Linked DNA regions of Mus musculus: region 2 is linked to region 1. Evidence: chromatin loops called from intact Hi-C (ENCODE). Cell type or tissue: left cerebral cortex. All regions are shown on one strand. Links, peaks and the distances in the headings refer to the core of each region. The heading gives the core; the rest is flanking DNA.

The links. A loop is a pair of places that touch in the nucleus more often than their neighbours do. Peaks named below come from ENCODE experiments on the same cell type or tissue, not always from the same donor. Only the 100,000 strongest peaks of a DNase experiment are listed, where the experiment ranks them.
Region 2: a loop joins it to region 1, with 2.2 times the contacts of the local background. A loop is called at or near these places in 2 of 42 quality-filtered maps.

Annotation. Positions count from the first base shown.
Region 1 is chr1:91,122,369-91,137,894 of GRCm38, forward strand. It overlaps Lrrfip1 (leucine rich repeat (in FLII) interacting protein 1), which reads left to right. Exons shown (of 25, transcript NM_001310732.1): 22 at 54-171; 23 at 710-789; 24 at 3,273-3,377; 25 at 5,718-6,576. The coding sequence ends at 5,828. Among named protein-coding and RNA genes, the nearest start is that of Rbm44, 15 kb to the right of the region's middle. In left cerebral cortex, for the core only: a CTCF peak has its summit at 6,672 (motif pointing right); a DNase peak (open chromatin) is centred at 6,690.
Region 2 is chr1:91,373,898-91,389,423 of GRCm38, forward strand. It overlaps Ilkap (integrin-linked kinase-associated serine/threonine phosphatase 2C), which reads right to left. Exons shown (of 12, transcript NM_023343.3): 4 at 14,448-14,567; 5 at 13,318-13,444; 6 at 11,343-11,449; 7 at 10,668-10,761; 8 at 9,407-9,494; 9 at 7,954-8,075; 10 at 4,569-4,688; 11 at 2,421-2,502; 12 at 1,930-2,185. The coding sequence ends at 2,045. Erfe (erythroferrone) reads left to right here. Exons shown (of 8, transcript NM_173395.2): 8 at 1-320. Among named protein-coding and RNA genes, the nearest start is that of Erfe, 15 kb to the left of the region's middle. In left cerebral cortex, for the core only: CTCF peaks have their summits at 5,254 and 6,790 (motif pointing left); DNase peaks (open chromatin) are centred at 5,200 and 6,776.

The DNA.
Region 1 (15,526 bases), core at 3,630-8,629:
AGTTTCCTTTTGAAAAAAAAAGAAACAAATCTATTTTATTGGGGTGTTTTCAGATTAAGAAGCTCAAAGGGCAGCTGGAGGGAAGACAGAAGAACAACAAGCTGGACCTTCTTCGAGCCGAGGACGGTATCTTGGAGAATGGGACAGACGCGCATGTCATGGATCTGCAAAGTGAGTATTGAGCCCTGTGTGGGAGCGCACGCTTTTGTGTGTGCTGATTGTAAACACTCGGGGTAAAGGATACCCAGCATTCCCTCCTGTCCCCGAAAGCTCCTGGGTTCCACAGCACAGAAACCTTTTCTGTGAGTAAAGCAAAGTGGGGAGAAGGCGGCATAAGCCTGTGGGATGGAGCAGGTATCCCAGGATGCACAAGTGGGTGTGGTCAGAAACACATCTGCTTTGCTTCGTGTGATAGGCCCGTGTTACGCTAGTCAACTAAAACAGATTTGCAGGAGATGAGATTATGCTCAGCCCCTCTCCTTCGTCTCCTTTGTCACATCTCTGGGGGTTCCTTCTTACCTTGGTCTTCTACGTACACATAAGAAGTACAGACATGCTCCCAGCCAACGCCCAGAGAGGGTGCGCCTTGTCTGATTCTGTGGAGGCTGAGATTAGACTGTGAAGACTTTGTGAAATGATGATTCCCAGGAACAGAATGTTCTAGAGCCTGAGAAACTTAACCCGTGTTCCTTTCTTTGTCACCCTTTAGGAGATGCCAACAGACAGATCAGCGACCTCAAATTTAAACTTGCAAAATCTGAGCAAGAGATAACTGCCTTAGAACAAAATGTATGTTGACTCTCCGCAGTCCTGAGCAGTCTGGATGGATGGGTGGTTGTGTGGGGTCTGAATGGCCGAGGGCCAAAAGCAACAGAGCAGTGGTCCTCAACCTTCCTAACATGGTGACACTTTTATACAGCTCATCACGTTGTAGTGACCTCCAACCATAAAATTGTTTTTATTACTACTTCATATCTGTAATTTTGTTAGTTATGAGTCTTAATGTAAATACATGATATAATACAGGATATCTGAGATGCAACTCCTGTGAAAGGGTCCTTCAACACCCTAGAGGTCATGACCTTGCAGGTTGAGAGCCTCTTCAAGAGACTTTGCAAATCAAATGGGGTTCTAGGGAGGCAGGAAGATGACCCTGAGTTCAGATTCCCCAGCTCCATATGAGAAGTTAGGGATGGCACAGCATGTCTGTATTCCTTGCCTGGGGACAGAAGGATCTCCAGGGTGTGCTGGCCAGCCAGGCTACCTAATCTATGAAGTTCAGGCTCAGCGAGGGACTTTATCTCAAGTATAAGATGGAGAGCCAATGAGGAGGGTGCCTGATGTCACCCTCTGGTCTCACATACCCACAGGTCCTGGTGACGTGGGTTAAGAAAGCAAGTCTCTTAAGGCATCTATTGGCTTTAGTCTTTTGTTGTTCTTGAGACAGGGTCTCAACGTGGCCCAGGCTGGCCTCAAACTCACTATGTAGCCAAGGGTGACCTCAAACTCCTGATCTACCTCTCCTGCCTCTGTTTCCCAAGTGCTGAGATTACAAGAGTATCCCCATGCCTGGCTTTCAAGACGTTGCTTGCAGAGTCGGGAAGGGAAGTTCAGGACAAGTTGTTTATTAGAATCTAAGTTGTCACAGTGGTACTCATGTTTTATAATGGCTGTAATAACAAAACAGCTCCTGTCAATGTGGCTTGCAGATGTTTCAAACTGTATTATTTATGTGGGGGTGTGGCTCGGTCTGTAAAGTACTTGTAAGGCAGCCTGAATTAGATCCTCAGAACCCACATGAAAAGGTGAGCACAGTGGCCAGAGCCTACCATTCCCTGCTAGTGCTTGCAGCCAGCCAGCCTCGCTGTAGGCCAGTGAGGACCTTGTCTCATGAAAACACGGTGGACAGCTCCTGAAGAACAACCCCCAGTGCTATGCACCCGCATCACGTACACATCAATACACATATACATAAACTAATTTAAATAGTTGTTTATTCAACATATGTCTTAGGGTTTTACTGCTGTGAACAGACACCATGACCAAGGCAACTCTTATAAGGACAACAACTAATTGGGGCTGGCTTACAGCTTCAGAGGTTCAGTCCATTATTGTCAAGGCAGGAGTATGGCAGCATCCAGGCAGGCATGGTGCAGGAGGAGCTGAGAGTTCTACATCTTCATCTGCAGGCTGCTAGGAGAATATTGGCTTCCACCCAGCCAGGTGTGGTGGCGCACGCTTTTAATCCCAGCACTCAGGAGACAGAGGCAGGCGGATTTCTGAGTTTAAGGCAAGCCTGGTCTACAAAGTGAGTTCCAGGACAGCCAGGGCTACACAGAGAAACCCTGTCTCCAAAAAACCAAAACAAAGCAAAACAACAACAACAAAAAAAAGTCCACACCCACAGTGACACACCTACTCCAACAAGGCCACACCTAATAGTGCCACTTCCTTGATGGAGCACATACAAACCATCACAGCACACTTTATGCCCACACATCTTTTTCCTTGAGCTTCTAGCCTTTCTCCCCACAGCCAGATGAACAAACATGGGGCCCTCCCACCTCTGCATCCTGGGTCCAAGGGGCAGCCTGTGTCCCATTCTAGGGTGAGGAGGACAAAGGAGGCACTATCCCCTCAAATGTGGATATACGTGCCAAACCTTTTCATAAAAACAAAGAGTGATGCTATATATTCAGCCTGATCTTGAATTTTGATCCTCCTACCTCTGCGTTCCAAATTCTAGGATGTGGACACACACCTTCACATCCAGCTATGGACACACCCTCACATCCAGCATGGGCACACCCTCACATCCACACGAAGCCTCCCTCCTCTCTTACGCTGTCATTACTGGCCTTCCCTGGCAGCAGCCTAGGAGATGAGCCAAGGTCCAGCCAGCATCATCTGCCTTCTGTTCAGCCAAGACCAGGGAACACAGGCCAGAGGGCAATCAGTATCTTGCTCTCATGCCCAGCTTTTTATTTGAGTTCTGAGATTTGAACTTGGGTCCTTTTGTAAGCACTTTCAAGTCCCATGAGGGGGTTATGAAAGCAAAGGGGCCTTTTGCTCTCAAGATGGGGGTCACTCCGAAATGCTACTAGACGAGTTAGTCAGAGAGAGCTGAAGTGATGTCCAGAATGCCACACTGTCACTCACACCACGTATTTTCAGTTTCATTAAATCGCATCCTTTGATCGCAAATAAAGCAAACAGCAAAAGAAAACAGTGAATGAGTTTGTGTCAGTGGCTTTCTTATTATTACCTTTCAGGTAATAAGGTTAGAGAGCCAAGTAACGCGCTATCGATCAGCCGCCGAAAATGCAGAAAAAATAGAAGATGAACTAAAGGCAGAAAAACGGAAGCTCCAGAGAGAGGTAAACTTCCCAGGCCCTGCTTTTACTCCTTTGGAAACGGAATGTTTAACTTCCCTGAGGAGATCGGGCCAAGTTGTTCACTTGGAAAATAGTCATCTGCTCGGCAGGCGGCTGCATGTTGGAGTGAGGTCGCGGTTAATAAGTGAATCATTCCCATATATATTATAAACCCAGCCTTCTCTGTTCCGTCCCGACAGCTGACATGTGTTCAGTCTTTGACCATTGCTCTCCTCACTCACCAGACAGACACCCAACCACCATCACCATGGTTTCTCCTCACTCACCAGACAGACACCCAACCACCATCACCATGGTTTCTCCCCACTTACCAGACAGACACCCAACCACCATCACCATGGTTTCTCCCCACTCACCAGACAGACACCCAACCACCATCACCATGGTTTCTCCCCACTCACCAGACAGACACCCAACCACCATCACCATGGTTTCTCCCCACTCACCAGACAGACACCCAACCACCATCACCATGGTTTCTCCACACTCACCAGACAGATACCCAACCACCATCACCATGGTTTCTTCCCACTCACCAGACAGACACCCAACCACCATCACCATGGTTTCTCCCTATCCAAGCTCAGTGATTTGTGAGGTTGCTTGGGAGCCTGAGGAAGGAGGTAGGAGGTGGAGTCTTTTTTGGTTTGGTTTGGTTTGGTTTTGGTTTTGGTTTGGTTTTTTTTTTGTTTGTTTGTTTATTTATTTTTTGTTTTTGGTTTTCCGAGACAGGGTTTCTCTGTATAGCCCTGGCTGTCCTGGAACTCACTTTGTAAACCAGGCTGGCCTCGAACTCAGAAATCTGCCTGCCTCTGCCTCCCAAGTGCTGGGATTAAAGGCTTGAGCCACCACCGCCCGGCTAGGAGGTGGAATCTTAGGTCCTGGAACCCCAGCCACCTGCATGGGAGCTGGTATGGAAAGCAGAGCCATGGGTTGGGTCCCAGCAACTGACAGCTCCTCTAGAACTCCCTCCCTAGGACCAGCCCTCTGCCCTGCTGTCTGCTGGCCTCAGAGCAACCTGCTCACATGGCTATCTCTATGGTACCCAAGCCCTCTGCCCCTGGCTCTAGGCTGGGACTGTTTGAGACTCTTGACATTCAAGCTTTAAATTTCCAACTACAGAGACCTTGGTCCCGGCTCCCCCACACCAGAGAGTTACCTTCTCTAGCTGGTCCAGGCTCTGCTCCATCTGTAGTTGTTGGCTCACTACATTCATCATTTCTGAGTCCATCAAGACCCACAGGATAGGGCAGGTCTGGAGTCGTTCCAGATGAGGAGCATCTCCTAGTTAAGAACCTAGACCTGAAGTGAGTCATGTTTTGTTATTCAGTTAAGAGTCACACACAGATCCCAAGCAGTCAGTCTGGAGCCGCAGCCTGTGAATATCTCTTCATCTCTAACCATGCCTACTAGCCAGAGCTGATCTAATGCTGCTCCATCAACACTCCAGGCCCCTGCCTACCCACTTGCTATTGAAGAGGGGCCTTCAGGCTCTCTCCTATCTTTCTGCCCCATGACTGGTGTGTGATATTGTCTGTGAAAGCTAACATCCCTTCCCCCCACAGCCAATTAACAAATATTTAAGGGAAGGGGTGGAGAAAAGAAAAGAAAATATAGGTCATACTTCTGATATTTGATTCATTCCTTTGGTTCAAACCATACATGAAACTAATAAAAAATACTCTTCTGGGAGCCTGGGACCCATGTCAGGGGTGGATTGCACGCTGAGTATACACATGGTCCTATGTTCAAATCCCAGCACCAACTTTTTTTTTAAGTTTAGAAAAATATTCTTGCATGCAACATTTATTGTAAATCATTTGAATTTATTTTACATCCTGAAGAGTAAATACACTTTTTCTTTGACACAAAGAGAAAGAAAGAAAAAAAGAAAAGAAACATATATAGATGGAGAGATGGCTATATGGCTAGGAGTACTGGCTGCTCTTGCAGAGGACCCACGTTCAGTTCCCTGCACCTACACAACAGCTCACAAATGTCTGTAACCCCACTTTCAGGGATTCTGGTCCTATCTTCTTGCCTCTGTGGGTACCTGCATGCGTGTGGTGCACAGGCATAAGCTTATAAATAGAATAAAATAAAATCAAAACAAAATAAATGAAATAACTTTCATAAGTAAAAATGTGACCAAATATTTTTAAAAGTGAAAAAGAAAAGAGAAACGTGCACATACACACAACTTTTCAGATTCCAGTGTGGCTGGGTTTTTGCAGTGCTTTCTGATAGGGCTAGCTGCGTGGCCATGCAGAGCCCCGCCACGTTGGGAGAAAGCAAGCTCATCGCCCTCTCTCCTTCTTCCAGCTTCGCTCTGCACTGGACAAAACAGAAGAGCTCGAGGTGAGCAACGGCCACCTCGTAAAGCGACTGGAAAAGATGAAAGCCAACCGCAGCGCTCTCTTGTCCCAGCAATAAATACCAGCAGCAAGTGGGCACCTCTCTGGGGACTCAGATGCCCAGCCTGGCTTATGAGCTTTTATCTGTACTGTCGGGAGCATTGCATCTTTCCCTGCCTCCGAGGGAAGAAGTGCTTCCATGCAAGGGTCACCCGGGGAGCCCAGCAGCACCAGATGCCTCTGTCTGCAGACCCTTGCCCTGGCCGGGATGATACTCAGAGCCTGCAGGTTTCTTCATAAGCACACTGGGTCTCACGAGAGCTCTGGACTTGATGCACAGGGGCCTCTTAATCCCACCAACAGGGGTGACTGAGGTGGGGGTTAAGGTGGGACTTGATTTTTCTTTTGTGTCTTGCTGAAGGTTAAGGGAGAATGTTCCAGTGTTGGGGACGATCCGTGGTGGAACCTACAGTCCCAATGACTCCAGTAGTGTCTCTTAGTCTCTGCTTCCCATACACAAAACACTGTGGAACCACAAGCCATTACCAAGCAAAGCTCCTCCTTTGGAGTCGAGGCGATGGTCTAGACGTAAAGTGACCTTAAGAAGACTCTTTCCAGGCAACAGATGAAGCTTTTCTAAGGGACTTTTGCATTGGTTCAGTTATAAGAGTACTTTTCCCAGGGTCATTAGGCTACGGTAGCTTCACCGAAAACAACAGCTTTTCATTTGCATTATTTAAACCTTATATTTGAAATTGAAGTTGTTAACTTCTTTTAAAGAATGTACTGCTAGAAAAAAACATTTTAAAAATGAAACGTTAAAGAGCTGTGTGGGTTTTGTTTTTTACTTTTAAAAGATTTTACTTTTATGTGCATGAGTGTTTGCCTGCATGTGTGTATGTGCACCACCATGTGTGCAGTGTCAGGAGAGGCCAGGAGAGGGCGCTGTATCGCAGGACTGGATTTACAGCTGGTTGTGAGTCACCAGAATTGAACCCAGGCCCTGCAGCCTGTGCTCTGAACTACAGAGCCATCACTTCTATCCCTGAAGTCAAGAGAGAACTGAACAGAAGACAGGGTTTAGATAGGGTTTCAGGAGTGGCCGGGTGGGGATGGGGAGCTTTCCAGGGTGAGGCTTGGTGGGATTTCAAGTCCTAAGCTTGGGTTTTTTACTCTGTAGGGTGGGGTCTGGGTCTGGCCATTACACCTGGCAGTTGGAGGTGCTCAGGGGAGGGGCCTGGCCACTTGTGCCTTGAGGGGCTGCTCAGTCCCCCTGGGGAACCTCTCCTAACCCTTCTGGGCCAGCCAACCTGCAGTAAGACAGTGTGTGTTTGACTGTCTTGTGGGTTCTCCCACACTATCTTAATATAAGTTCATTTAACCATTAAAAAAGACTGGATAATTCATAAAGTGCTGGCCATTGCAAACCCCTCCTGTGGCACCTGGACATGAAATCCATTGTTTTCCCTTATCTTTTCTCATTTAATTTCTATGATGACATCATGCAGTGAGTATCATTGCAGAAACTCAAGAGTCTACATCACACCCAGAGGAACCTAGAACACAATTTCAAAGTTTATCCCATAGGAAAGCCTTTCCTGCAGGTGACGCTCTTAGGGAATTGCTGCTAGCTTTTTCCTTCCCTGAGACCCAGCCTTCCTCTACCTTGGCTCTGTTTATAAGCTGGTGCATGCTTGGTCACTGAGGTAAATATTCCAGACACTACAGAATGTTGAGCTGTGCCCTGGGTGTCTAACCTCAGATGCTACAGGACTGCACTTGAAATCACTACTGTCAATGGGCACCAATGCTGTAAACTGGATTTTAAAAATTGAGAGAGAGAGAGTTGAAATCTTGCATCAGAACCACTGTTATTTTTTACAAGTTATATTGACTTACAGAAATAAAATAGCTTTAAGTCAGAGAAGCCCATTGAAAAGCACAAACAGGGCCAGGTGTGGTGGGAGACAGAGGCAGGTGGATCTCTTTGAGTTTGAGGCCAGCCTGGTCTACAAAGTGAGTCCAGGACAGCCAGGCTATACAGAGAAATGACCTCAAAAAATTAAAATTAAAAAAAAAAAGACCCAATCCCATTCAGACTGTACTGAGATGGCATTTTCCACTGTATTTCACTAACAGCTAAAATGTCAACCAGAATCTACTCTGGGCCTGGGGCGGTGGTTTAGTGTGTAAAGAGCCTGATGTACAAGCATGAGAACCCAAGTTCAGTTCCCAGTACCCTCATCTGCTAGACATAGTGGCATGTGTGCCTGTAACCCCAGCACTGGGGACAGAGCAGGAGGATCCTGGAAGTTAGTTGGCCAACAAGGCTAAATGATACAGCAAAATCCAGGTTCAGTAAAATTATGGAAGCAACCAATAAAAGATCTCATGACATCAACCTCTGACCTCCACACATTGCCTCCTGGGGGAATGTAGTCTCCCCTCCCCCAGCCTGAAACCTGCTTGCTCGGGGTGGAGCTTCCTGCTCATTCGTTCTGCCACGCCCACTGCTGGAACCTGAGGAGCCACACACGTGCACCTTTCTACTGGACCCGAGATTATTCGGCGGGAATTGGGTCCCCTCCCCCTTCCTTCATAACTAGTGTCGCAACAATAAAATTTGAGCCTTGATCAGAGTAACTGTCTTGGCTACATTCTTTTCTCTCGCCACCTAGCCCCTCTTCTCTTCCAGGTTTCCAAAATGCCTTTCCAGGCTAGAACCCAGGTTGTGGTCTGCTGGCCAGACACAACAATTGGCGAACCAACGCGGGACTGAGAAACGGCAAAGGATTTTTGAAAGAGACGCTGCTGGTTCGGAGCTCCATAAAATAAAGGATAAGGGAAATTCATACCGGAGAAGGTATGGGCTAAGCTGAGACAGCGTTAAACCCGAGCGCTGGTTCACTTAGGTTCAGCAGTGAAGAGCTGGGTATCAGGCGGTAGGCCGTAGCTCTCCGAAGCTACATGAGGTGTGAGAAAAGAAAGGGTTTATTAAAAGGAATAGGCGGATTGCCCCAGTTAATAAAAAATGCATCATAAGGGAGGAAAATGTCCCAAAAAGCAGAGAGAAATATCTCTCTGGGCCTTATAGCAAGAGTACTCTGTTCCCTTTTGTGTCTTGTCTAATGTCCGGTGCACCAATCTGTTCTCGTGTTCAATTCATGTATGTTCGTGTCCAGTCTGTATGAATGAATGTTCTATGTTTTGTGTTGGATAATAAAGATGGTATAAAAAACTTTATCTGCAAAGCCGAGAGCTGCCACGTGTTTCAGCCAAGAATCAGACACGTGGCGAGAGGGCCCCTGCTGAAAAAACTGTTCGTTTTAGGAAATAAGGGCGAGTGCACAGCCTCTAAGTTTCAGAGTAAAAAAGCTAATAAATGGTTCATGATTAATGTGTTTGACAATGGTAAAGTGTTTTTTATTTTTATGGTTGTAGCTACAAAAATTATTATTCTCTGATTGGTCTAAATGTAACTGCTTCATTTGGTTCTTTTTTATTGGTAATGTGCTCTGAGTGTTTTCACAATCAGCTCATAAGTTGTTGGTTAAGATTAATAATTGTTACATTGCTACAGATGGTTAGTATTAAATTTGATAACTCAAGTTTAGAGTCCTTCTGACACATGGCATAAGGCAGCCCAAGAGGCTGGGTCTCTAAAGATATTTCTAGTTTAGGTAATAATTAATGTGGTTCGTATCCTAAATAGTAAAATTTAAAATAAGATTTAAAGCAATGTCTCTTTATTAAAGCATTAAAGCTTGCTTTAATAGGTATTCATAGGTATTAATTGACATCCAAACTTCGTAATATGATAATAATGCTTCTAATATTGATTTTAAAGATAATAAATTGTTTTAAACTTGGGTTTTGCTTTCCCAAGGTTACAGGTATTATCCTAACCTTACACAAAAAACTTAAAAATTATGGTTAAAACTGCTATTGTTCCATTGACTGCAGCTTGCAGTTTGATTTCAAATTTAAGATCTTTAATTCACCTGTATACTGTAATTAAGATAATTACAAGAGTAATCATCTTATGAGAGCGCTCATACAGCTCACTTCATACAAAACTGTGACAGAGTTATCTAGTTATGTTTGTCTTTGTAAATAAATTAGACAAACAGTTTGGTTATAGTTGCTGCCTGGCAGAAAACTGCAGTACGGGCAATTTTTTCACAACACTAAAGTTGTGAAGAACGTTTTAACTGTAAGTCATCTTAAGAAAGAGTATCAAAATTTGGAGGCGTAGACAGTTATATTGTTTCTCTAGAATCGGTCCTTATTACAAGAGGGCCAAGATGCTCAGATTAAAAAGTATTTTACGTTTGAGTCAATACAGGGCTCTGGGCAGCCCCAGAGCAGCTTGTGGCCTTTCTTTTGTTTTACAAACAGTGCCTGAGAAAGTTTTTTCCCTGTGTTCAAGAGAATTTCTTTTTAACAGTGTTACAGATCTATTCAGATGTTTAAAATAATGCTTAAATTCAAAGAGTTTTGCTTCTAGTGAACTGTAATCACTAGAAAATTTTGCCTCTAGGTATGGCTAATGTAACTTTACATTATGTAAAAAAAAATTTTATTGTTTCTGCTTCTATACAAGAAGCCAAGAGTTTTAATCTTTCAGTGTATATTGTTTCCTAAGTAAAAGGTATTTTATTAACTAATGCTTCTTAAAGTTTACCTTAAATCCTTGCTCTCACCCAAAAGATTCAGAGACAATATCCTTTTATTACTTAGGGTTTTAGTTTACTACAAAAGGTTTTACAAAAAATAAAGAAAGCTTTTATAATTGTTATTAATTGGTAATTAAAAATTGGTTGTGCCCAAAACAATTCTTTGGCCAAAAAGAAAACATTATTGTAAAGTCATTTTTCTCATCCTCCCAGCGGATCGTTGGCCCACGTGGGCCCAACTAGCTTCTGTGGGGCGGAGTCTTAAGACACAGTTTCCCCTGTTCCAGCACAGATGATCTAGTTGTGTGCTGTAGATGGTGTTTTAAAATGCTAAACAATCAAACCTTAATTTGTATATTAATAGTCAATGCCATATCTCTGAGCTCGCAATTGCTTAAATTGTTCATCCCTCAGATACTATTAATTCTCAAATTTACAATTGCTTATGCATATTTCTAGTTAATAAATAAATTATACACATGTGACTCTTAATAACTTTGCAAGCCTTCTAGTTACAACTGCTCCTTAAAAAAATTGATTAAAAGTGCAATTAGTCACTGCCCCTTTACAGCCATGTATTTAAAATATTTTGTCAACTAGTTATTAATTCAAAAGTTTAGGTATTATAAAATTTTAAAACTTTAACTTCTTAAAAGACAAAAAAAAGAGAAATTGTATCCCCATGCATGCTATTTAGTGCATTCCCATGCACACTATTAAAGTCTTACCTTTATTTTCAAAATCTAATATTTTAATGTCAAAGAGTTTAATAAATGCTTTATAGTATCTTAAAGAGATCTACTTATTGGCTTATAGATTAATCCTAAAACAACTACCTTATTAAAAAAGAAAAAAACAGGTTTTCTCCACAAAACGCTACAAAAACATATTAATTCGTGTGACGAGCTAGTAGGTAAGTTGACTCATGTCCTAATTAAATTGACTAAAAAACTAAATTAAATTCATGTTTTAGATCCATCCTTACTTGTCATTTTTCCAGTTTAGACTAGCTTCTAGCCTTTTAACTTTATGGCAATAGTACATCAGAGACTGTATATTTAATAGAGTCATAATGATTTTTCTCTTTTCTTCAGTGTAACCAGCCATTCTAACTCAATCTTAAACTGGTCCTAATATTCAGTCCAATGTTAGAGATTCCTATATTCTAAATTACCTAACAAAGTTAATTCAGAACACATCCCCCACTTCCCCTAGATCCCTAACCTCAGAAAGATTGCTGGCCTTACAGCTAGTAGAAAAAGCTATTAAAGAACAATTGGTCACTTAATACATTAGTAAAATAAAAGGACCCCCTGACTAACGAATAAAAGGGTCCAGATCCAGTTCTAATTTGGGGTAGAGACTCAGTTTGTGTTTTTTCATGAGATAAAGATAGAGCGCAGTGGCTGCCAGATAAATTAATTTGTTAGATGAACACAGATTCTAAATCTTCTAAAGTATCACCTTGAGGACTAAAATTCCTCTTTTGCTTAAAAGTCGGCTTGAGGACTCAGGCTCCAAAAAAGCTACTCTCTGAGCCAGCTCCCCGACAGGAGGCTGGAGACTAGCCTCAGCTTTACAGTTTGCATTTAAATAAAGTACCTAGAGTTCCCCCAAAAAAGTTCTGCTTTCCTACTTTCTCACTGTCTTTCAAGATTTTGTCTTTCAAGCAGGTAAATCAACATTCTCGAGGCGGACCAGTGGATGTGCATCCCCGCCCCCCTAAAACACACAGGTGGCAGCTGTTACCCCCAGTCTCAAGACATTTCCAGCACGTGGTTTTCAGTCTGAGTTAAAAATTAGGTTTACCAAGAGGGCTAAAAAAGTAGATATTTCTATATTAATAAAGATTGGTTTTTATTTTGATAGACAGGCTTAGCCCCTTAGCTGACCTCTGGCTTTTCACCCTTGCTGTTACTGCAAGGTGTCCTTAGCTCAATAGGCTGTAAAAAAAACAGGGATGAGGAAAAACGACTTCCAGCTCCTATTTTAGCCACAAATCGTGGTGTTACTAACGACATAATTCTTGCTTAGGCTTTGCTAATTCTGAGGTTGATAATTCTCCTTTAAGAGCTGCACAGCACTCAAAACTGTACATACTGGTTTGTGATTGTACAAATTCAGTATGGACACCGCTTGGTACAGAACTACTACAAGAAAAGGTCCAGCTTGACCATTTCTGAGTTTCCTGTAAGATAAACCCGGTTTAAAAGAGGTTGGTATCATATTTTGGTTAAAAATAAAAAATATTTTCCGGCTCTACCTCGCCTCCCCAAAAGATACCCAGAGCCACATGTGTGGGTCTTATCAATACCCACGGGAGGAATCGGGTCCATGTCCACCCAAGCCAAGGTTAAAAGCCCACTCATCTACAGATGAAAAAATCATTTGATCACCTCAGTTAAGCGTTGCCTTATTTAACTAAATCAATAGGGGGGAGAGAGATTGGAGACGTACTATTAAAAGGACAAGCCCTTCACTGCCTCCCACCCAAATAAAAAAGCCAATTGGCCTTGTACTACAAGAGCCGGTCAAACTCCTTCTCCCTGTTTCCCACCTATCATCCAAAAAAACAGAGAAATATCAACTTAGTGTTATTATAGTGTATTTCACATTTGTTCAGTCAAACTTAGCCAAAGTTCCAACGCCCTACTTAAAATTCAACTAGAAAGTTACCTACCAAGTACTAATTAGCATTATAAAGTCAGAGCCTACAGCTCCAGGCTTTTCAGTTAGTTGTTCACTAAGATAAAAAAAGACAGTCTTAGCCTTATACAGTTTACCATAAAAAAAAATTAAAAAATCCCAGTAAAACAAGTTTTTTCTTTAGCCCTAGATTCCAGGCAAAACTATTGAACATAGATAATTTTTCCCCCCTCAGGCCAGCTTTTTCTTTTTTTTAATTTTGTTAATAAAAGGGAGGAGATGTAGTCTCCCCTCCCCCAGCCTAAAACCTGCTTGCTCGGGGTAGAGCTTCCTGCTCATTCGTTCTGCCACGCCCACTGCTGAAACCTGAAGAGCCACACACGTACACCTTTCTACTGAACCCGAGATTATTCGGCAAAAATCGGGTCCCCTCCCCCTTCCTTCATAACTAGTGTCACAACAATAAAATTTGAGCCTTGATCAGAGTAACTGTCTTGGCTACATTCTTTTCTCTCGCCACCTAGCCCCTCTTCTCTTCCAGGTTTCCAAAATGCCTTTCCAGGCTAAAACCCAGGTTGTGGTCTGCTGGCCAGACACAACAGGGGAATGCACTGTTGAATGTGTGCACATACCACACCCACCCGCACACACCACCTTTTCATGGATTTGTCTGTCTGTCTGCTTTTAAGGGTCTACTATTTGGAGACAGGGTCTCATTGCATAACCCTGACTAGCCTAGGACTTGCGATGTAGACCAGGCTGTCTTCAAACCTCTGCCTCCCAAGTGCCAGGATTAAAAGCATGCACCAACACACCTGGCTATTGATATCTTATTAGTTTTCAAATACAGAATTCTGGTGAGCACAATGCCACACTCTTAGGGAATGGTAAAGGGATATCCACCATAAGGAGATGGTTAAGGTAAATATTATTTGGAGTTTTTATCCCACCTTAGATCATTTAGTTCCCAAATAAAATACACAAATCCTTTAAAATAAGCCTTAAAGCACTAGAGCTGGCCAGATTTCAACCCTCTATGCTAGTTTGTCCACTTTCCTGTCAAAATCCCAGAGACATCACTTGCCCCATTCAGCCTGGGCTGCTCATACTCCAACAGCCGACCCCCATGACCATGGCTCTCACATCCACCTACCCCACGATGCCTTCTTCCTTCTTCCTCCATGTCCCCTCTCCTCCCTCTGGGTCCATGCCTGAGACCCCAAACCCAGGAACCTCACTCTACCCTGTCTCTTCTGCCCAGCCCAGGCTGTAAGCATCCTTTTTAACCAATCAGGAATAACTTGGGGACCAAGTTTTACACACCAAAAGCTGGTATAGGTGAGGACCTCCTCATCTTGGCGCAACCGGATCTTGAGGTACAGAGTTTAGCATTTGAATACAGAACAGCACCAGACCAATCTGCTACAGGAGACTGTTCTCAGTGGTGAGCAGGGCCATCTCAAAGGCTGCCCATGGTGGGATGGAAAAGCATCAGAACTTGGCTGGGTGGAACCAGCAGGTTTGGAATGGGGCAATCAGATCTGTTGGTATCACTAAGTATCACAAGCAGATGTGGCACGTGTATATATGCCTGCGTGGGTGTTTAGGGTGATAGAGCTGCTGTCTCTGACATACCTGGCTTCCTTCCCTGCAGCTGCACAAAGCTGCCATCTGATCCCTGGTGTGGAGGATACTTGGGGCTAGAGGATCCCTACTCAGGAATCAGAGTCCTACCCGGGAGCCTCAGGGACATGTCCTTGTCATGTAAGGGCTAGACAGTTGTCCCCTAGTCATGGCCTGTGTCTAGTGCCACTAGTTGTCTGAGTGCTGTACCCAACTTCTCCTCCCTGCCTCTTCCTGCCCTATACTAGAGATGCCACATCACTAGCTGGTCCTACCTGGTCCCTAGGGGCACCGAGTGCTTAGCAGGTTCCAGGGGTCTTGGTGAAGTGAGTGAGTGTCTGGCTCTATCCCTCTAGGTGGCACAGTTGTGAGAGCAGCAGAGACTTAAGGAGAGGGTTCAGAAGCAGGACCATGTGAAGCTTCAGGTGAGCAAGTCCTATGTTCCCAAAGCTCCCTATACTATGATTAGCATGGGAGACAACAAAGTGGAAGAGAGGATGCCTCAGGTTTGTCTTTAATTCTCCCCTCTAGCTCTGGATTCACTAACCCCTCCCGGGGTCAGCAGAGGTCATCAACTCTGCCTTCCAAGAGTAGCTCCTATGCCCAACCCTAATCTAAACAAGGCATGCCTGCCCAGGTCAGGTGTGATGGGTTCTCTCTGCTTCTCTCCTGTGCCCAGATGCCAGCATGGTGAACCAGGGAGAGGTCATCTCTGTTATACTACTCTGACCTGTTTGAATTTTCTTTACCTGCCATGGAGTAGAAGTTGGCAGCTTCTAAGAACACAGGTTCACCTACCACAATCTTGCTAAATATTTTGTAATGTATTTCC
Region 2 (15,526 bases), core at 4,435-9,434, 250 kb after region 1:
TATTGCTAGGCAGAATATATTTATGTAATGGATCACACAAAGCCCTAACAATGAAGGGCAGACCCGAGAAGCATGACCTCTTTCCAGCTCACTTCACCAAAGACCATGAGGGGTAAGCTCTGGAAAGCAAGGGAGAAATGCCTTTAGTCTTGAGACTCCTACTGAAGTAGCAGGAGAGGCTCTTACTAACCAGGAAGGCCACAGTGCCAAGAGTTACCCAGACAGAAGCACTTGGGGACATGGGTCACAGCCTATGGGGCACTGAATGATTCCTGGGCTGCTATGAAATTGCTAAATTAAACTGTTTAGCTTTCTGATGAGTTGGCATTCTCTGTCTGTATGCCAGGCTGCCCAGGTCCTAGTCTCCAAGCAGGATTGCTGTCTCTCAGTCCCTGTAGACAGGGTAGCGCTAATGTTCTTGAAGTTACTTAAAATTTATTTGAATTGCATTTATTTGGGAGGTACGGATATGGAGATCAGATGACAGCCACAGCAGTTGGTTCTCTTACTTTGTGGGTCCTGGAGACTGAATCTGGGTACTTAGGCTTGGCAGGAAGTGTCTTTAGCAGCTGAACAAGCTCACTGGGCCCACAGTGTTATTTTGAAAGGTTTTTATTCCTCTGTGTGGAGTACATGCAGAGGTCAACTTAGGGTGTTCCTCAGGAGCCAAGCACTTTGTTTTGTGGGGACTGGATCTCACTAGGTCCCAGATTCAAGGTCTGAGGATCTGCCTGTTCCCACCATTCCCAGAACAGGATTATAAGCCGTGTGCTACCACACTTGGTTTCTTATGTGGATGATGGAAATTAAACTCAGGCCCTCACGAATGGCAAGCACATTCACCAAATGAGCTGACTCCAGCTTGACACCCTCCCTAGTATGTTGGGGTTTGTGTTTTGAACAGTGTCTCAGGCATCCCAGGCTAGCCTCAAACTGGCTATAGTGGAGGGTGGCCTTCCAATTCTGATCTTCCTGCCTCTAATCAGGTGTTGGGGCTATCTATAGGCATGTACTGCCATGTCTGGTTTATGGTGAAGGAACCCAGGATCCCAAGCATGCTAGGAAAGCCCTCCACCAAGATATGTCTTCAGCTCTGAGTGGGTTTCTGAGGCAGAGTCTTAGTATGTAACCCAGACTGGACTTTTGAATGTTTAAATTTAGGGACATTTGTATGCATTCAATTTCTATTTATGGCTTTTCCATGACAGACCCTAAGAAGTCATCTATGGTTTGTACAGGATATTTTGAGGTCCTTGTAGCATCTGCAGCACATTTTCTAACTGGCCAACAGTGATACGGCTGTGGAGGAGGAGGACAGTGACTGTCATAAAACAGGTCTGGAAAGGCAGCTATGTAGTATTACAGCCCCTGGCCAGCGTTCATACAAAAATCTACAAGAGCTCTTCACTAAATAGCCCCAGCCTGATGTTCCTACACAGAAGGTAAATTTGGAGACAGGTTAGAAAGTTCTTCGGGGGCCAATCATGCCCAGAGGTTCCCTGCCATGGGCTAGACCATCCACTCAGGCAGCGAACCAAGCACTCCTGAGATTGACAGCTGGGTGTAAGCCAGGACGACAGTCATCCTCTCAGGGCTCACTTCAGGGAAACAGGAACGAGATGAATGAAGTTGTCTAGGAACCTGGTGAGACGGCATGGTATGTGGTAAATTCACCTATGGACCCCATTTCAGCCACACCTGGGCTCCTGCCAGAAATGTGCTCTGTATAGAAAACTGAACAGAGCCCTATTATCCTGTCATCTTACTGCAAGGCCCCACTTCCCCAAAGGGTCACAATGACAGCAAGAGCCTGTGAACTACTAACAGGTCATCATGAGCTTGTCCAAGAGGCCCATGGTGGTTCTGACAAGGACAGATCCAGAGCACATTCTAGAGCAAACACAGTTAACTCAGGACCAGTCACTCAAATAACTAGGAAAAAAAGAAACCTTTATTTACAACCATGGAAGTCCCACAGGAGTACACACAGCGTGCACAAACAAAATGAACCTGCAAGTCAAGAGCACACGCCAGTGTGCTGGCCTCAGTGTCCTATCCTCACCACCATCACCGTCACGTTGTCTGCTGAGCCCCGCTGCACTGCCTTGTTGGCCAGCCTGTTGCATGCAGCTTCATAGCGGGCATCAACAGCAGGCTTCCCTTCCCGGGTCTGGATCTTGTCATCCTACCAAAGGGATGGGATCTGAGTGAACAGGGCACCAGCCTCTGTCATTCTTTTAAGACACTACACCAGGGCAGGGCCTGCTCTGTCCCTAACAAAGACTGGCAGGACAGTGCCTGGTGAGCTCCATAACAGGGCTTATGTTGACGGAGTTCACAGATTACTCCTGACACAGGGGTTGCGGGGCAATGGAAACAAAGCAGCTGAGACAAGTGGCACACCCTCTAAGATGTCTCACCTCAAGGCAGGACAAGATGAAGTTCACAGCTTCTTCTGGGGTAAAGACCTTGAAAAGCCCGTCGCAAGCCAGCAAAATGAACCTAAGATACAGGGAAAAAACAAGGGTCTCAGCCACAAGCTCCTGAACAAAGGTGACCTGAGAGCTCAGTGAGGAGTGGCTGGCTGCCTAACGTTAAGGAAAGCCCTGGTTCCACTCACTACCCTAAAAATAAAAAGAATAATGGCACACATATGTGTAATCTCAGTCCTCTGGAGGTAGAGAGGGGTCATTCTGGCTACACAGCAAGTTTGACTCCAGTAGGGCAAGTTGTCTCAACAGACCCAAACCAACCAGGCTTGGTCGTCACACCTTTAGTCCCAGAGCTCAGCTAGCAGAGGCAGGTGCATCTCTAGGCTAGCTGGTATATATAGTGAGACCCTGTCTACAAAAATAAAACAAGGGGCTGGAGAGATGGCTCAGCAGTTGGGAGTACTGACTGCTCTTGCAAGAACCCAGGTTCAACACCCAGTTGGCAACTCACAACTGTAACTCCAGGACCTTACACCCTCACACAGACATATTGCAGGCAAAATACCAACACACATAAAAAAATAAAATGAAAATAAATCAAAAAACCAAATTAAACAAAAATCCTCAAAACCAATCCAGTAGCACTGTGCCTGTCCAACAACTCAATGGCCACGAAAATTTTAAAGCAATAGAATTTGTGTAAGGAAGCTGAAACTCTTTAAAATGAGTTGTGGTTTAAGGAAGGATGCTGTATACCACAAGAGGGACATTTTCCCACCCGTAAGTAGAATCTCAGAGACCTCAGAAGGAGATGCTGCATTCTGGTTCCTTAGGGACAATCATGGCAGCAGGTATGTAGTGAACATACCTGTGAGCCACCACAGGCCCAAGGATGGAGAACAAGCATCCTAAGGGAAGCATCCTTGGGTGGTGCTTCACTGCTGAGGGTCTGAGATCCTAGAGTGGATATCCCCACTTTCTGGTCTGAACACAGCTCACTGTTCCCGAGATGCCCAGAGGAAGCCTCTGAGCATTTATGTTCTGTTGTGGAAGCCACTGTTCTCTTGGCCTGGCTTTAAAATAGCTACCTGCTTTTGTTTCTTAGCCTGTCCAGAGTCTCTATTTTCTGACAGGGCACATACCTAGCCATATTTTGTGAGCACACAACCTGAGGTTGAGACATGGTGGGGACAAGTCTAGACAGGCTACTCTTTCCAGTATTTTTCAGACTCAGAATAGTCAATCACAGACATGGGCTTAGCACAGCACTGTCACTACATACTGCTACTGTCATAGTTGTCCCTAAGGTGCCATGCTAGGAGAGCACAGAAGACCCCAGGCAGATGGCCTGTCCTAATCTAGGGCAGAGAATGCCATAACCGTACAAGGGGCCTCCAGAAACACACTCCAATATCCCAGGATAACTGACAACGTAGCCTAGGCAGGTAGGTGTCAGAACATGGCTCTTCCTAGCAGGTCTGGAGGCTGCCGTGTGGCCTCTATGCTCTGCCACCAGCCCCTGCTCCAGCTCAGTCCTGTTTCTCTGAGCTCCTTCCATTCCTTCTGCTCAGTTTGGCTCAGGCTTACCCCACCCTGTTGGGGTCAAGAGGGCTGTTACCTTGCCCTCAGCCAGTCTTGCTAGGTTTCCTGTGCTACTCTCAATCTACCTGCAACAGGAAGTTTTTCTCAGTCACTCAGGCCTTGATTTATAAGCTAAAACCCAAATGCCTTGGCCACCCCACAGATCCTGCTCAGTCTGTCCCCAGAACTTCTTCCCACTTTCCTCTCCATCCACCAAGCCCCTGGCCACCACAGTCCTGGCTGTTTCACGCTATACATGAATGAGTGGACATGGTCTGGATAGTCTCTCTGGAATGGATGCCTCTAAAGCCTCTTAGCACAACCCCTACATTCCTGTGATAAAGCAAGCATCCATCTCAATTGATTCCTGACCACCGTGGACCCCGTGAAACCAGAACCCACAGGTGTCTGTCTCTGTACCACAGGACCAGGCATACTGCATACCCCTCCCCAACTTCCCCCAGCAAAGGCTGAACGCAGATTGGAGGAAAGTCAGCAAGAGAAACAAGCCCCTGTATGTGTATACCCACACTTTTGGTGACCGTTTGCTTTTACCTGTCATTGGGGGTCAGCTGGCAGCGTCTGATATCAGGCACAGATGTGACCCCACAGCGCTTGTACTGCCCATCTCCAATGGAACGCGATACCTCCAGCACGCCCAAGACACGCCCATCTCTAAAATGAAGGGAATAACGTCAGACTGTCAGACTTAACTCCTCACAGGTCCCTGAAAGCAGAAACTGAGAGTCTACAATAGCTGAGTCTGACATTTCTTTTTGTTTAGTTTGAGACATGGTTTCTTTGTGTAGTCCTGGCTATCCTAAAACTCACAGGCTGGCCTCTCAAATCCACATGCCTCTGCCCCGAGTGCTGGATCAAAGGCACTCACCACCACCACCAACATTTCTTTATCTCCAGTGAGACACAGACATAAACCGAGGTCATTCAGGTCTTGCTCCCCTCGGGGATGAGGACTACACAGCTATACACTAGCAGCAACAATGGGCACCATCCAACCTAACTGTTGATGGACTCAACAGTGAATCTCACAGCAATGCCTATACCCCTTCCCCAACCTCCCATGCCCAGTTATTCTAACAAGATGGTATGAGTCTATGCCCCTTAAATGACTACGCACACAGCCTGTGTGTGGGTGGCAGGAAAGAGGGTGGTAAGCACTCTAACTGTCGAAGCTAGGCTCAGAGGATATCTGAAGCTATAGTTCCTAGCTGCTGAAGCACTTTCACACCAGTAGGGCTACAATCTCACTCATGATAATCTCTCTCACACTTTTCTGTGAAGGAAAAAACAGATGACCTATAAATAGAAGAGGTACCTTAGGCAGACACTATGATCACAGAGAACCAGTGTACAGTTACACTGCCCCAAGAACTATGCTAGCCCAGGCTCTCATATTGACTCCCTGGGCTCTGAGGACATCATTTTTAAGACTTACTAAATACCAAAGCAGTGTGGTGGTTTAGTATCCTTGAGGCTCCTAAGTCACTAACGAGATGCTGTACAGATATAGGTGGGACAGGAAGTTCCTCCTGGGCTGGTGCTACAGTTCTGGAGGCAGCCTTAATTCCAGTCACCCCCAGTGACTCAGTTCAGTCACCCTGAATGAATGTTTTTTAATCCCTAGAGACTTTTTTTTTTCCATTTTTTATTAGGTATTTAGCTCATTTACATTTCCAATGCTATACCAAAAGTCCCCCATACCCACCCACCCCCACTCCCCTACCCACCCACTCCCCCTTTTTGGCCCTGGAGTTCTCCTGTACTGGGGCATATAAAGTTTGCGTGTCCAAAGGGCCTCTCTTTCCAGTGATGGCCGACTAGGCCATCTTTTGATACATATGCAGCTAGAGTCAAGAGCTCCGGGGTACTGGTTAGTTCATAATGTTGTTCCACCTATAGGGTTGCAGATCCCTTTAGCTCCTTGGGTGCTTTCTCTAGCTCCTCCATTGGGAGCCCTGTGATACATCCATTAGCTGACTGTGAGCATCCACTTCTGTGTTTGCTAGGCCCTGGCATAGTCTCACAAGAGACAGCTACATCTGGGTCCTTTCGATAAAATCTTGCTAGGGTATGCAATGGTGTCAGCGTTTGGATGCTGATTATGGGGTGGATCTCCCTAGAGACTTCTGCTGTTTCCTGGGGAAAACAGAGCATTCTAGAATACAAATTATTAAACAGAACTGGAGTAATGGAAGTGCCTAGGAGCAGTGCTGAACAGGAGCAGTGAGAGTGCTCGGCTTGGGAGCACCCATATAGGAAGCAGCCCCAAACTTAAGAGCCATGAGAGAACCTCTTCTGCAGCTCAGATCTTAGCTATGAGCAGAGCCTTCCTACTCCAAGTTCTCAAAAGCTAAGCCTCCTGCTCTTCCTGGGTCTGGGGCTCACCTGACTCCTGAAGGAAGTAGGAGACCACTGACTCCTTTAGCTGTGGGAAAGGGGGAAGAATGTTCCACCCTGGAGACCAGCAGAAGCCCAAAGCCAGTGTGTGAACACCAGTATAGACAGCTATAAGCTCTGGTCCCCAAGGACCATGACACTAGTACTTAGCCCAGTCCCAGGTACACGATGCCGATGTACTGCAATGTCACTGTCTTCAGAAAGCCTGCCAGGCTAGCCCATTCCTTGTAAAAGAAAAGCAAACATCTCTTCATACGCCCAAAGGAAGCCCTGCTACACACTGCCTTCATTGTAAGGAACTCTACTAACAGGCTAGTCTTACGTCATTTGTCAATGGACACCACACTGCTGCCCCCTTGTGGCTACCGTCTAGGTGCTGTAGAAATGGTTCTCACCCTTCCTAATGACCCTTTAGTACAGTTCCTCAGGCTGTGGTGACCCCCAACCATGCAATTATTTTGTTGGTACTTCATAACTGTAATTTTGATACTGTTATGAACCATTATGTAAATCTGATATGCGACCCCTCTGATCATGACCCAAAGGTTACCTGCTGGTGTACAGACTGTGGTGCCACGTCCTGTGTGACCCCATGTAACCTGGCTGCCTCCCTCTATGCCCAGCAGCCATGCACAAAGCCTCCCAGCTCTCATACATTAGAGAAGAGAAAGCCTTCAGACTTCAAGTTCAAACACCCCAGCAGCTTAGCTAAAAGGACATTTTTGAACATTTTATCTCCAACAGAACAAAAAAAACTTGAGGACAAATTATAGAAAGAACCAGAAAACAGGGTCACATTTAGAAGGCAATGTCCATGAAGTGGAAGAATGAAGTTCTCATTTCACCTCTGGGCACACAAGTGATCGACTCTGGTCACATGACCTTTGAAGACAGCGGTGAGTGAACTGAGGAGGTACAGCAGCAATCTCTGTGTCAGCAACAGCACACTCTGAAGGCGTCCCTTTATTAACTAATTTTTGAGAGAGTGCCTCACCACATTGCACAGGTGGACCTTGAACTCCTGAACTCAAATACTCTCCTGTCTCAACCTCCCAAGTACCTGAAAGTGCAAGTGTTCCCATACCTAGCTTTGAACCTGGTCTACTAACCACTAGAGACTTTCAGTGCCACAGCGCAATATATAAACTGGGTATGCTAAGGCAGGCCAATAATTCCAGAAGTGAGGAGCTGGAGGCAGGAAAATTACAAGTTTAAGGCCAGCTTTGGTTATAGACTGAGGTGAGGCCAGCCTGGGCTAGATGAGACCCTGTACAAAAACCAAGCAAGGACAGTATGAGAGAAGCTCCCCAGACACACTGAAAATAGCTGAGTGGTAAGTACTCACTTGAGACAGGTTTTGTCTTTCTGTTCAGCCAGGGAGACACTTTCTACCTTTACTGTGACACAGATGAACTAAGTTATTCATATGCACTGCCAGACCTGAGAGTGGACCTTACTATGCACATTAATCCTCAATGGTGTGGAGGCTGAGTTCCTGGGACCCCATAAATGCCCTGGATACCTGACATTCCCTCCAGCTTTCTGTATCCTCATGCGCTCTTCATACTGAGTTGGGTTGTGCTCTTTGCTGAGGCTTAAGGCTGCGTGCTTCTGACTTTCCTCATTATATCGACACAGGATTGCCTGGGAAGACAGAGATCGCAAACCATGGAATTCAGTGAGCAGCATCTAGGACTCAGTCAAAGGGAGACTTACAATGATTTCACATTCAGTTGCTTGCTGACATACAGAAGCTCAGAGAATCCAGCATCAAAGAAATAGCAAATAGGAAAGTTGTTCTCACTCTAAGGGTGAGAAATCCCCAGTTTTGGTGTCAATTCTGTCATAAGCCTTGCTGGCTGACTGTAGCCAATCTCTCAAATGGCCATTGTTGGTGGCATTAGTGACAAAGATGGGAGGCATTTAACAAATACCATGGCCAAAGTCAGAAGGCTGTGAGCTTTTCTGAGAATTGAGGATACAGGCAAGCACAGCACACACTCCCTGTTTGCTCCCACGGCCATGGTTACTGTGTCCCTTTCACAGAGGACACTGAAACCCAGAGGAGTAATTTGCTTAAAGTCACATAAAGAACCAGGGTTCATAGGGTTCATACTGGGTCTGGGTATGAAGAATTTGGGGGGGACGGGGGAGAAGGTGGAGTGACACATTTTCCCTCCTGTTCTGGTTTGAGTAACTTGTTCTAAACAAGTTCTACTTGTATACTTGTTTACTTATATACTAGAACTTGTCTATCAAGGCTCCCAGGAACCTAAGCTCCCTGAGGACAGGCTGTCACCTCCGTTTACAGCTGCATTCCTAGTGATGAGTCCTAGCCCTAAGCACCAGAGGAGGAGTGGTAGAGGCTGCTTAGTGAGTGGTCACTGGCAACTGAAGGACACAGGACTGGGTGGAAAGCAGCATGCTTGAACATAAGGCCACTCCCTATAGCACCTGACCTGTCCCTGGGCTCCCGTGCTGCAGATGTGCTTGGCCTTGGCCTTCCCTTTCACGGCTCTCTAGCTACTCTGCAGTCAAAGCCCTTGGAAAGGTGGAGTTAATACTTTCATTCAATACCAACTATGTCATAAAAATGAGGATCTAAGTTACCTGCACACAGATTTCATTCTAAACCCCAGTGTCATTTAATAGCATGGCAAACAAACCAAAACAAAAAACAAGCAAACAAACCAATAAAACAAAAAAACAAAAAAACAAAACCAAACCAAAACAAAAAACCCCCGAAATCCTATTGGCAGGGGAGACAGCATCTCGGTGTGAACCAGCCAGCTCTTGCCCTGGGGAGAACAGACGGCCCTGCTCAGCTGCCGAGTCTGTCCCAGGTGTACACTGGAACACTCCTTGCAGAAACCCCACTAGAAGGGAAGGCCCAACCAGCCACCAACACTTTAACTTGCTTAAGGTCTCTCCTTAAGACATGCTGTCACCTAAGCAGGTGGCTCAGAGCCACATACCCGACTATCTCCAAGGTTGGCGATATACAGGATGTTGTCCACAGCCAGGACACACGTGGCAGTGGACCCGTCTTTCCAGGCAGGCTTCCTGGGGAAACACATCAGAAACGCAGTCACCACTACTGGCGAGTGCCCAGAGACTAATTTATAGAGCTAAACAGCAAGTCTGCCAGGCTAAAACAGATTGTATCCTCTGTATTACTCCATAGTTTGGATATGGGTAGTGTCCCCAGATGCTCCTATGTCAAAGGTTGGGATCCCATGGTGACACTATTAGAAAATACTGTGGCCCTCTAGGAAATGGGGCCTTATGAGAGATTTAGGTCACTGTGAAAGTTTCCTCATAAGGAGCTGTGGGATCTTACTGCAAAGTCCTTCAAAGGGATTGTGGGGCTTGGGCTCATTTTCCCTGTCTCTTGCTGTCTGGCTCATGAACACACATGCTGAGACTCACTGCTACCATAGTATGCCACTCGAATCAAAGGTCTGAACTAACTGGGCTGCCCTATAGCTGTGCCTCAAGTCCAGAACAGTAAGCAGAAACAAAGCTCTTTATTTTGGGCACAGAGGGGCCACATACCTTTGGTTCACTCCAGAGGCAGGCAAAACTTTTAAGTTTGAGGCCAGCCAAGGATACACAGTGAAACCCTCTCTCAAAACTAAAAACAAACACCAAACAATTCTTCCTAACATAGCCCATGTGATGCAGAAATACACACATCTTTTTTTTCCCCTTCTTAAAATGTACGAGTGTCTTGTCTGCATGTATTCAAGTGCATACCTGCTGCTCCTGGAGACCAGGAGGCCATTAGAATCCTTGGAACTGGAGTTACAGGAAACTGTGAGCCATTATGGGAGTGCTGGTCCTCTAGAAGAGGCAGCCTGTGCTCTTAACCACTGAACCATCCATCTCTACAACTCCAACATACATTTTTCTAAAAAGCATTTTTTTCTGCTTTTTAAATTTTATTTACCTAAAAAAATATTATTGTATGTGTGTGCACAGTGTGTAAGCATGCATGTGTGTGAAGGGAATATCTCATTTTACCCTTTGGAACTGAACTCAGGGAATAAAAATTAGTGGCAATCATCCTGACTGGCTTCCCGCTGGCCCCACATCCTCCTTAATTAATGGTTGTAAGAGCTCACACATGGTGCTGGGTACTCCTGAGACAGAAAGCATTGTGCTAAACAGCATCACAAGACCTGAGGTTGCTCAGGAAAACACCACGCACTGAGCATTCTGCATGCAGATACTCACTGGCTTGAAGCCTGTTTCAGGAACTCTTCATCGGTGTGCTTAAAAGTATCTAGCAGACACCTCTTTACAGTCTTCTCCACACTGATTATATCTCCTGGTAGAGAAGGGTCAAACAGAGTCATCTTTCAAGAGGAGAAGGCTGCTGCCCACTCAGGTTCTGTTGGTCGTTTTCACATATAAACTATTTTCTAAGCATGTCCTTGTCAACAATCTACTTCCTCACCTGTAGGAGCGCCATGCAATTCCGATGTACTGGTTTCCACAGCGTGGAGGCAGACAAGACACTTAACCACATCCCAGACACTTAACAAGCTAAGAAATGGTGCTTTATTTACACAGCCTCTTCTGAACCCTAAGCTCAGACTTTCTGAACCTAAGCCTAAGACTTTCTTTTTTGGTGACAGAGACTTATGTAGGCCAGGCTTCAAACTTACTGTGCAGCTGAAAATGATTTTTGAACTGCTCATCTGCCTCATGAACCATCATACCCAGTATACGTAGTCCTGAGGACTGAATCTAGGGCCTCAGGCATGCTAGTCAGGTAAACTATCAACTGTGCAACATCCCCAAACCCATCAACGACGTTCTGCCAAAGCAAAACACCCAGTCCGACAGACTCGGCCATGCAAACAGCACAGCAAGTCAAACGTCCACAGGTTCAGTTCTCAGTCTCACCTTTAGGAAATTTCCTGATTAAGTTCTGGTGCAAATTCTGTGCAGCAAATTTCGAGGCTCGTATTCCTCCATGTCCATCAAACACAGCAAAGTATGAAACCCGAGTACTAGAAGAACGAATTAAAGGTTAATTATATCCCTAAAACAATGAACACACCTCTTCACTGAAGCTTGCTTTACTGAGTTTTGAGGTGGGGGCTCCATATTTAGCCCAGTCTGGCCTCCAATTACAGAGCCTTGTGCCCCTGCCCAGGTGTGCTGAGATTACACGTAGGTAATTTCACCACACTCAGCTTCATTAAAGCTTTGAAGTTTCATCTCAAGCAATGAACATGAAATTCACATTGTTGAGATACCAGTCACACTGACATGTGGGAAAAGGTATTTAAGAGATTTAAGTAAGTTTCATCCATTTTAATTGTTGAGTCCAGTATAGTAGCTCACACCTGTTATCCCAGAACACAGGAGGCTGGAGCGTGAGAAATGCTAACATTGTGAGCTCCAAGATCTGCCTGGCCTACAGAGTGAGACCTATCTTAAGACACAAAACAAACAAAACAACATTTGTTTCAAAAACTAAGCTGTGGCTGGAGAGATGGCTCAGTGGTTAAGAGCACTTATTGCTCCTGCAGGGGACCCAGGATCAGTTCCCAGCATCCATTACTCCAGTTCCAGGGAATTCAAAGCCTTCTTCTGATCTCTCTGGGTACCAAGCATGCATGTGGTGCATATACATACATGAAGGTAAAAACTTATACACATATAATAAATAAAATTTATAAACTAAGCTATATAATTTCTCAGTGAAATTAGAATTCAGAACTTTTATCCCATTTAAATCAGACTTTTGTTAAACAAATGAAAAAAGTTACTCATCCAAGACTCTTGTCCAAAATGTTCATATGAACAAGGGAGAAGTTACAGGATTGTCGCTTAAGTGTTGATTAATATCTAACTTCAAAGCTTATGCTGATCTTCTTATTCCTATTTCCTACCAACTTTTGTCAGAAAACCCAGCTAGATGGTTAACTGGGTAGTTTGGCTTGACAACCTGACACCCTGCATTCAATTCCTGGTACCCGTGTAATGGTGGACGGAGAAAACCAACCCCACAAAGTTATCCACTGACAAAACTACACAGCACAGTTCCACCTGCATCATAAATGCACACAATAATTTTAACTTAAAACTACATCAGAAAGAAAACTATTAATGAGAAATGACATTTAGGGTTAAGATGAACTTTTCTTTCAAACTTCTTTGCATTCCTTTGATCAGTAAGAGCACTTATCAAAGGCTTCAGTTCCATGTGTGCACCGCTTTCTTTCTTCCAGGCCATTTTGACTACTTTGGTCTTTCTGGGCCCTGATTATCTAGCTGTACAGCCTCTCCCAATGCCATAAGACTCCGCTGGGTTTAATTTGGAGGCAAAGCCTTTTTGGTAGTTCTAAGACTTTCCAGGAACTCAACATCCACTGAGTGCTGGGAACTCAGGACAGGACGACAATCATGTACCACCACACCCACACTTCCTGCAGAGTTTACTCGGTGACTTTCAATTCATCCACTCTCTAGGACACAGAGTAATAGCACTCAGCCCGAAGCTGATCAGTCCCCGTGAGAGTACAACTGCCTGAAGTCCATAGCAGGGGAGACAGTTCTCACTCAGCGGCACTCAGATGCAACACTGAGGAAATCTAGGTTGGGCAGATCTTTGCTGAGGGGCAGTCCCTTGTTTAGCAATGTAATATTCTTTTCTCTACCCACCAAATACCAATAGCCACGGCCTACTCCAAAAATATCCTCAGATGGTAACAACTATCTTAAAAATATTCTCCCATCTAAGATCCACTGATGCAAAAGGCAGGTTACTCATGGCGTCAGTCTTTCTTGGAGAAACATCTTCACACAGTCCAAAACTTAGAACAGAGGAGAAATGAGCACCAGCCAGGCTTGCTGGACTGTAAACACTCACATGAGAGATGATGGAGGATTACACTCCTGAGTGATATCGTTCAGGATGACATGGGCATCCTGCATCTCCTCCCTCTCACCCTTCCGCTCTGCCACATAGCCTTTCAGACCAAAGATCACCGAAGAGGCTGGGGAAAGAAAACAAAAAGCCAATACAAAACTGTGCCTTACCCTCTAGAAGCCCTAGTCCCAGAGCAAATAAGAGGTACTACGGCAGCCTAGCTCAGCAACATCACAGTGGTACAAATAAGCAATATTCCCTCAAGGCATTTCCTTGTGGCCACAATTCAGGGTTCTGCCACAAAGCCTGGAGCTGTGACAGACATGTGAGCTGCACCTAAGGAGATCAGAGTCAAAGAAGCGCTGCCTCACACTAATGGGGATGTGGGACTAAGGGTCAGGAGAAAGTGATCCCCAAGGAGAAATTTAATCTGGTGACAATTTAATGAGGACCCAAAAACTCCCATTTCTAAAAACTCCCAATCAGTAGAGTTGCCAACTATGCTGCTGGAGACCCTGAGAGTATGCATCTGCGTGCTCTAGGCTGCCAACCGTGGTAACAGGCACTTCCCTCCAACTGAGCAGTTAAAGGGCAGGAGTCTGCTGTAGCACAGAATGGTGTCGCACTCAGAGGCTGCCTAGTTAAGTTCTCTACAGAGCTGGAACACTTCTAGAAGCGAAAGCAATGCCTTTGGCCATGTCTAGCAGCATTGCCACATTAGTGCCACTGCTCTCACTGAGGCGATTATTCGTAGACGTGAAAGTTTTCAGTCATTTCTCTCCATCAGTACAAAAAGGGAAGTCTATAGCTATTTCTCCTAGTCAAAGCTAATCAAGAGTTTTTAAACAAAGACTAGTAGTCAGAAAGAATGGATGGTCATAAGTCAGCCATTTCTGAAGAGGACAAAGGAAAAAAATCCGTCCTTTTCTATGCTGAAGAACAACATGGTTTCCTGTCAGGTCAGGCAAGCACGTGAAAAGTAAAGGCAGTCTTACATATCATTTGCAGAAGGGGGCCACGCCCACCTCTTACACTCAGAGAAGTGCTACAGTTAGAAGCTGACTCTGGCTTTGCTCTGGGATGTTTAAGGTATAAGATCTGATACATTTGTTTTCAAACTGTCTGAAAACCTTTACAAACTTTCTTTTCCACAAGCTCTTCACCGCCATTCTTCTCCTCCTCAGGGGCTTTCCTCTTTGCTCCTTTCCCTTCAGTCTTCACCACCTGGGAACCTGATGTGGCAAGAGAACCTAGAAATGAAGTAAAGGCCAGACAGAAACAGCTCTAGACGCAGAGTTGCCAGCAGACCCAGCTCCATCCACTCTAGCCTACAGACATAACTGCACTTCAGGCAAGGACCAACACATACTGTGCCCAGGCTAGAACTTCTGGTTAGAAAGCTAGAAGATAGGGCAGCATCCACACTGAGTAAGGACCTAAGAGTCTCTGCCCTGGAGATTTCTCAGTAGCATAGCACACTTAAACTTCTAGCCTGTAGCATATTCATGATGTAGGACATCCACAGACCCTTAGTGACTAACAGGGACATTTCCAGAAGCTGCAGCAAACTTGTATGTCCTGAACCAGTCCAGACAAAACACTACACTCCTAAAAGGCTTACAATGAGCTAAAAGCACAGAGTGCTGCTGGGGCCGCCCTACCTCTCTATCAAGCAAACCTAGCTGCTCCAGCAGCACTCATGTGTGCGGGACCATAAGGTCTAGCTTCAGTTTCTAATCTTCCAGCCACAGTTTCTTCATAACATGGTGAGAGAATGCCCTCCAGACTGTGTGAACATCGATAGGGACAAGAAATAAACCAGCCACTGTGGTGCCAGTTACACCAAATGTCCCTAAATGCTCTCTGTAGCCATTCATTCAACCTACTTCTTAGGAAAAAGAAGAAAAAGCTCTGTGCTAAGATTCATCTCCTTGCAAAAGAGCATATCCACAATGGTATTACAAAATGCATGACACACTGCATAAAAAAGAGCAACTTAATGAGAAAATGTCATGGACATTTTAAGTCTCCTCAGTGTCTTTCCATCAGCATCACGCTGCTTACTGTTTGGGCTCCAGTTTTCCTTTCTGAATCCTTTCTAATTGCAAAATAGAGAAGTACACTGCTATTAACAGCCTCTAGGTGAGTTCCACTGCACCACAGGACACGGTCTATATGTTAAAGACTCTCCACTAGGCCTTGTCTTACA